3 separate regions of the Homo sapiens genome follow, and regions 2 and 3 are each linked to region 1. Evidence: chromatin contacts called from ENCODE Hi-C data. All regions are on one chromosome and are shown on one strand. Each heading gives the region's core, a stretch centred on a gene start or an enhancer-like site at or near the end of the contact. The rest is flanking DNA. Distances are from core to core; before and after follow the strand shown. Region 1 holds the start of ZNF576 (zinc finger protein 576). Region 2 holds the start of ZNF235 (zinc finger protein 235). Region 3 holds the start of ZNF225 (zinc finger protein 225).

The links. A loop is a pair of places that touch in the nucleus more often than their neighbours do. Pooled maps may share reads with other maps.
Region 2: a pooled map shows a loop between it and region 1 (15-fold over the local background). The contact joins the promoter of ZNF235 here to the promoter of ZNF576 in region 1. A Hi-C loop is called at or near these places in 6 of 50 pooled maps.
Region 3: a loop to region 1 is called in a pooled map, with 7 times the contacts of the local background. The contact joins the promoter of ZNF225 here to the promoter of ZNF576 in region 1. A Hi-C loop is called at or near these places in 5 of 50 pooled maps.

What each region holds. Positions count from the first base shown.
Region 1 is chr19:43,595,341-43,597,846 of GRCh38, forward strand. It overlaps ZNF576 (zinc finger protein 576), which reads left to right and starts at 1,255. Exons shown (of 3, transcript NM_001145347.2): 1 at 1,255-1,403; 2 at 1,754-1,853. The coding sequence starts at 1,769. It overlaps IRGQ (immunity related GTPase Q), which reads right to left and starts at 794. Exons shown (of 3, transcript NM_001007561.3): 1 at 642-794. RefSeq lists enhancers at 1-214, 400-469, 870-1,289.
Region 2 is chr19:44,303,771-44,306,276 of GRCh38, forward strand. ZNF235 (zinc finger protein 235) reads right to left here and starts at 1,255. Exons shown (of 5, transcript NM_004234.4): 1 at 1,201-1,255. RefSeq lists enhancers at 1,038-1,591, 2,168-2,506.
Region 3 is chr19:44,112,147-44,114,652 of GRCh38, forward strand. ZNF225 (zinc finger protein 225) reads left to right here and starts at 1,253. Exons shown (of 5, transcript NM_013362.4): 1 at 1,253-1,423. ZNF225-AS1 (ZNF225 and ZNF224 antisense RNA 1) reads right to left here and starts at 1,037. Exons shown (of 2, transcript NR_033341.1): 1 at 676-1,037. RefSeq lists a silencer at 964-1,314 and an enhancer at 1,007-1,706.

The DNA.
Region 1 (2,506 bases), core at 5-2,504:
CTGGAAAGCAACGGGTAGAGAAGACCTGGGTCAGGGAGCACCTAGCCTTTTCCTTTCCTAGCCGCCCCACTCGGAACCCAGGCCTCAGTCCTTCACCCTGTCCCCTTCGGTTCTTGAGTGTCACTCTCCAGGACCTAAAAAATCCAGAGCCCAGACCCTATTCCCCCAGAATCCCAGGCGTCCTGTCTGTCCGCCCTCCCTCTAGATGGAAACGTTTCCCTTTCTGCTTCAAAAACTCTGAAATCAGGCGCGGTGGCTCATGCCTGTAATCCCAGTGCTTTGGGAGGCCGAGGCCGGAGGATCGCTTGAGGCCAGGAATTCGAGACCAGCCTGGCCAACATGTGGGGGGACTCTCTGGTAGAGTCTCCGTCTCGATAAAAAATAAAATTTAGCCGGGCATGGTGGTGTGCGCCTGTAGCCCCAGCTACTCGGAAGGCTGCGGCGGGAGGATCGCTTGAGCCCAGGACTTGGAGGCTGCAGTGGGCCGTGATCACACCACCGCACTCCAGCCCAGGCGACAGAGCAAGACCCTCTCTGAAAAATAAATAAAAATAAAACCTCAGAAATCTGGCTTCCAGTCCCTCCTCCCTCGGACACATTGTTATTTTCATCTTTCCCCTTCCCCCTTCCAAATCACCAACCGAGCAAAAAGCCGACCCACGGGAGAGAGCGCAGTCGGTGGCAGTAGGTCAGCAGCTGAGAAGCCCGGCCCCTGGGCCGCGGCGGACGGAGGCCGAAGAGGCCAGGGAGCGGTGATTTAGAGATGCCGGGACCCGTCCCGGTAGCTTTAACCTGACGTCACTCCCTCTCCCAAGGGGGTGTGTCTTGGAAGGCCGACAGCAGAGACCCAGCCCTTCGCCGCGCCTGCGCAGAACGGCCGAAGTGTGCACGCCCCTCTTTGGCGGCCTCAGGGCCTAGAACAATGAATGAGTCAACGCGCCTGCGCGCCACGAGAGCCTACCCACGCATGCGCAAAAGGCTTAGCTAGCTAAGCCGCGGGAGGCTGAACGTCATCAAACGCGCCATAGGGCAGAGAAGGACCCCTCCCGTTATTTTGAGGACCGGGCTGGTGCGACTATACTACTGCCGGATGGCAAATCCGGGATCTCGGCTCCGAGAGGCTCATCTGGCAAAAGGGCGCGGAAACCACGGGGGCCCTGAGACTGAGTGGTCCCTATCCCACTTCTCTCTGGGGCGGCGCTGTAGCCAGCGGCTGACAGGCGCAGCGAAAGGCAGCCCTCTGCTGTAAGGAGGAAAACTGAGGCCTGGGAGCAGGAACCTGTAGGCAGCGCTTGAGGGTAGCGGGATAGCAGCTGCAAGCGCGCGTGGGAGGCGGGGGCTCTGGGCGGAACAAAAATCACAGGATGTCAGAGGATGTTTCCCGGGAAGAACTGGGATAAAGGGTGGGTATCACTACCTGCCCCAAGACACTTGAGATTGGGATGACGCTGGTGTCAAAGATCAAGGCTTCCACGCTGAGTTCAGGGAGTTAGTTTGATGCAGCAGGTCATAGGTCACACCAGTGAGAAGACTCTAGGGGAGTCCCAAACCCAGGAAATCCAGTCCTTTGGGAGGTTTGAAGCTTCTTTTAGCAAGAACTCCATCAATTAGAGTTCAAGGAGATAGTATGTCGTAGGGGTCAAAGGCAGGCAAGGAGAGCCTCTGGCGATGTCAAAGGTCATAGACTTAGGGTGCCCTCTAAGACTGGTAACAGATGAACAGCTTCACTTATGCACGCTCCTCTCCTGACTAGAAGGGTCCCAGCACCATGGAGGACCCGAACCCTGAAGAGAACATGAAGCAGCAGGATTCACCCAAGGAGAGAAGTCCCCAGAGCCCAGGAGGCAACATCTGTGAGTACACATGGCTGGCGGGCTAGAGGAGGGTGGGGTGCAGGAGCTGATGCTAAGATCTCTGTGGCACTTCGGTGTCCAAGGCGCCACAGAGTTTTGCCTGTTGAGAAGGGGCTGTAATGGTCCCTGAGCTGCTCTAGCAGGAAGTGCATCTCCTCACACCAGCTTATGTGGCCAGAGTACTCACCCTCCTCTGGCCACATAAGCAGGATTGCAATGCTTATGCATTCAGAGGGATAGGGTGGCTTCCAGGAGAGGCTTGGGTTGGAGATGTGGCTGGGAATGGTTCTATTGGGAGAGAAACCCCAAGATTCTGGTCCCAACTCTGCCCTAGACTTTCAGTGTAACTTGGGCCTTGGTTTCCTTGACTGTCAAAAGAGGGTGGTACTTCCCACCTCACAGGGTGGGTATGGGATTAACTGCAGCAAAGGGGAAAGCTAGGGGTTAATGATGGTAGCCAGTTTGACATGTAATAGCAACACCTCCTGCTCAGTGTTTTATTATGAGCTAGGTGTATTTATTCTCATATTATGAACCATTTTAACATTCATTATCTCATTGAGTCCTTCTAATAATAGGCCCTTTAAACTGGGAACTGAGGCAGAGAGAGGTATTTGTAACAAGAGCTGTAGTCTCAATGCCCTTGAGCCAGA
Region 2 (2,506 bases), core at 5-2,504, 710 kb after region 1:
TTGGCATTTCTACCTATTTTCAACTGATCAGCAGTATAAACCTTAAGCGAATTATTAATCTCTCTGTGCCTTAATTCAGTTACCTGTGAATGGGGACAATAATAATGCCTGTATTCTCTATTTCCTGCAGCTTCTGACAAGCAAGTGCTATTATGCTTCATAAAACTGCCCTTTTGAGTATGCTTTCTAGAAAATGAATCTTTTAAGAAACCCAGAACTCAAAAATAATTGCTCTGTCCTGTGAGTTACCATTACCCTCAGAAAAGTCTGTAACTGTGATTGGTTGTCTAACATAATTAGTTCCGTTGGTAATGATAGTTAAACTGCCACAGGTTTTTTTTTCCTCCAACAGATGTAATTACTTGCAAATGTTACTAAGCTGGAGGAGCCTCAAGAAAGTCTCTTTTTCCACATGCATGAAAGCAATGACTAATAAAAACCTAAAACTCTCTAAGAAATGGTGTTACACTTAAGTTAACCACACGGGATTATTGGTTATAACCACATTATACTGAACATTTATTAGGGCCTCAGGACACCTCTGGCACTCTGCAAATCCGTAATGACGATCGCTTATCTGAGATAAAACACACAGGACATTCCCCAGGCTCCGCTGGAACTAATTCCTGTCTCCTAAACAAGAGGCTAGAAAAGTCCAAGAATCCAGGAACGGCCCCACATCAGGCAAGGATTAGAGAAGGGACAGCGGCTCCGTAGCTGGATCTCCTAGACTCAGAGGAGTTTCCAAACAACAGGCGTCTTTTTCAGTATTATAACAGAATTAACGGTGGCATCCAACATTTTCCTATGCACTGGTTTTAAGCTTATTTCTATAAAACCTCATTTAATTCTCACAAGAACATCACTGGGAACGCACTAACCCTTTACAGGCACGAGGAAACTGAGACAAGGAGAGATTAAGTAACTTGCCCAATATTTTACTGCGAGGAGCAGGCAGGACTGGCTGGTAGGTGCGTGAGGACGGCTAGGGCAGCAGACCCTCAACCTCGAAGGACGACGCGAGCCCGCCTCCCACGCAAGAGGTTCTGCCGAGGGGACGCAAACTCCCGCAGCCTCCCAACCCCGCCCTCCAGCGCTGGCCGCGGCTTCTCTTCCCCAAGCCAAGGACGGGTTCATTGCTGGCCCCACGCCTAGGCAAAGAGGGCTCGGAGAAGTCTTGGAGACCCGGAGCTGACTCACCTCCCTGGGAGATATCTCAGATCCGACCTCGCCTTCCTGGAGCGGAAGTGCCTCCGAGTGCCCACGGTTCGTGGACTCCACTTCCCAGAATTCCTAAGCGGAAGCGTCTCAGAGTTCTCTCACTCCTGGACTACAGTTCCCAGAATGCTCCAAGGGCAGCGCTTCCCACCAGCTGGGCTTTGTTTTGACTCAAGCCGGTTGGGTTTGAGCCACTTCTCTGGTGCTACTACTGTGAGATTCGTTTTTGTTTTATTCATTTTTAAAAGCTCATGAGAAAATAATTGTAAAATTTTTAAAGTGATGACATATAAAAATGAAAAGTGCAGCTTGTATTATTAAAATAAGTTAGAAACCAAAATTTTTCGCAGAAGCAGAGGGTAGGCTAAAATGGGAAGCGTAAAAGTGACTTAGGCTGAGCTCCGATGGACGCTGAACGTTAAGGAACACCAGATCTCAAACTTGTGTCAAATGCCGGCTCCCCAAATATCATCAACTCAACCTGTTGATAAGACAAAAAACAGAATTTATTGTTGATTGCAGTAATGGAGAACAACACTTCGACGGAGCGTTGGCACCTTCACAGAGCAAAGTGTCAAGGCAAGGTTGGAACTGATTGAGAACTGGATGTTTAAGGCGGGTCTTTCAATGCAAGGGATTTTATTAGTATTGCATAATGATCATGATACTACAGTCCAGGATTGGTGGATATAGCAAGGATTTTTGAAGCAAAGAATCTTAAATTGCAATCTATTGACACTTTCTTTGGAAGAGATTGAAAATTTGATGGGTCTCTGTGGAAGTTCCCATAATGAACAATTAAACAGTTTGCTTGGGCAGGAATCTCCTGGAATAAAGGCCTGCTGATGAAGACAGCTGAACAATCATGTTAGTGCCGAAAGTAAATTGTGATGAAACGGGAAAAGTTCACTTCTCCCTCTCCCAGGGCATGTGATGGGGTGTGGCTCGCTTCTTCGTGCCCAGCCGCTCAAACCTCTAGGGGAGCATGCACACGGGCAGGTTGTAGGGCTCCAACCCCACGGCAGTGTCTAGGGGTGAATGTTTACAGCTCCTGAAGCCCCAGTGGGCGTGTGTTATAGGGTGCTTTTTTAGTTCAGCCATCTGTAGGAGGCTTGTGTTAGCTCAATTAGACCCCTGACTTATCGCAAGCAAGAGAGGGCTTTCTGTATCCCAGAGGTTCTTGCCTTGGTGTACCAGAAGAATCGCATCACACATAGGCTTGGAGAAAGAGTGCAAGGATTGGAGAAACCTTGGAGAACGATTTGTAAGTAGCTCTCAGCAGAAGGGG
Region 3 (2,506 bases), core at 3-2,502, 520 kb after region 1:
TGGGGAAGGCTGGTCGCCCCACCCTAATCTTCTTATGCAAATAGGCTTCCCAGTTGATTGGCCCATCTTGCCAGCTTCTTACTGTGCACGTGGCTGACAAAGAGAAGGGAAGATGGAGCCGCCATCTTTAACATGATTGGCACAACTGCTGGTATCTATGTCTGCGGCAGCTGGATTTTACAGGCTGCTCTTCCTTAGGAAGGGAAATAATTTGGGGCTGCTTTTCATTAAAAAGAAAAGCCTTACCGAGGGCTCCCATACCCTATCTGCCTAAGTGATGGCTTCTTAACTCGTATATATTAACAACACTGTATTCGTACTAGATGCCATTGCCATTGAATTATGTGCCTTAAAATAATTTTGTTTTGTGAATTACACCTCAAAAATATTTTTTAAATAATAAAACGACCACGTTAAAAACGTTTTGCATAGCGAAAAACAAGTCAAAGGAAAAAAGCTTTTTGGTTGAGCAATATTTGATACAATGTTAATATGAGTATGTAAATAATACTTAACGGAGGGGAAAAAACTAAACACTCAATAGAAATGTGGGCAAACTATTTGACCAATTCACAAAGACTATAATAGTGGCAACGGAAAATATGCACGGATGTTCCACTTTATTTACAAAAGAACAAATACAAATTAAAACTACATTTAGAAACCATTTCTTACCATTAGATTAGCAAAACTTAACTCCTCGAAGACTGTGTCTTCTCGCTTGTTCCCTTTCCAATAACACTCCTGTTATCATTGGAGGCGTTTAGACTTCAGAAATTCCTGTCTATTCAGTATTTTCTGTCCTGGACCAGGGAGAGAGAAGGACGACTCTCAGGATAACAGTTCACATTCCCCACTAGGCAGGCGCTCGTGGCTTTGGGATTCGTTCCCAGTGGGCACCTCGGAGTGGCAACGCTTCCCCCTGAAGAATGAGATTTTGAGCGTTTTTCCTTCAGCATTCGGAGGAGTGTAATCCAAATGCTCTGTGGAGTCGTACACACTGGCTCCAGAAGGAGGATACAAGCAATTCTGGGAATGGTAGTCCAGACGCTCAGTGGAGTAGCGGTCAGCTTGGCTCCGGCAGGCGAATCAGGGGATTTCTGGGAAATGTAGTCCAGACGCTCAGTGGAGTCTCGGTCAATTTGACTCCGGCAGGTGGATCCCAGGGAATTCTGGGAAGTGTAGTCCAGACGCTCGGGGTCGTCGCGGTCAGTTTGTCTCAGGAATTCTGGGAAGTGGAGTCCAGACACTCAGTGGAGTAGCGGGCCACTTCCGCTCCGTTACTGTGAGGTTGCTGCAGTTTTGTCCCTGGTAGTTTGGGTCAGTTCCGCGAGACCCTTCTGAATTTCCTGGACCTACGCATTGGATCCTTAACGAACTGGTGATCGAATTAGGGGAAAAGAAACCTCGTCGGAGAGCAGAGGTTTGGCGGAGCGGGGCCGCTGTTTTCGTTCTCGTCAGTGGAGCCTTCTTGGGCTTGGGGCTCTCCTCGCGTCCCCGGGGTGTTTGGGACTTGGTCGGGTCGCGTCTCGCCTGGTTTTAGGGTCTCCGGGGCTCTGAGCTCGCCCACTCGGCCTCCCTGCACCCCACGCGCGTGGCCACTTCCTCGCGATAAAACGCTGGGATGTTACTTAATCTCCTTGGGTCTCCCGTTACAGTTCTTTAAGATGGGGAGTTTAGGACCATCCTAATAGAATCGTTTTGGGAACTGAAAGCGGTAACACAAATGAGAGCCTTAAAGCAGCCCCTGTCACTTGGTGACTGGTGGTCTCTTGTTAATTTCCCACGAAGCCTGTCAGGTCCCCGGGTGGGGTGAAACTCCAGCTGCAGGGGCACCGGCCCTTCTCCCTGATTCCTGCAAGACGCTGGGTGATCCCGGACGCCTTCTGACCTCTCTTTTAGGAAGGCGAGGGTTGCATCCACTTCCAGGAGGGGAGAGGAGCATTTAACTTTTATGGGGCACGGCGACCACGGTCAGAGTGTTTCACAGCCTTCTCCTTACCCAGCCCGACCTTTCCAAAAGAGCTGCAGGGAGGGACTTCTTGGCTTCTGAGGGCAAAGCTCTACGTGAGTGATCCTTGGCTTTTTTCTTTGACAGAGATGCTCACCCCAACCGAGAGTGTATAGGATGTGTCTTCGGGCATGGGTGTTGCTTTCAGTTGTCATGTTTTTCTAGTCTTTAATCTTGAAAGATAGCATAGCTTTCATCGTTTTTTCTTGGTATTTTATCCTTGTTATTTTTGAAGAGTATAGATGAAGTTATTTTGGTCAAAGATGTTCATTTGGAGTTTTTCTGATGTATTTCACGTTTAACTTCAAAATATGCATTTTTTGCTGGAATACCACAGAAGTGGTAAATCTCTCTCTCTCTTTTTTTTTCTTGAGACGGAGTTTCGCTCTTGTCGCCCAGGCTGTAGTGCATGGCACGATCTCAGCTCATTGCAACATCCACCTCCTGGGTTCAAGCTATTCTCCTGCCTCAGCCTCCCAAGTAGCTGGGATTACA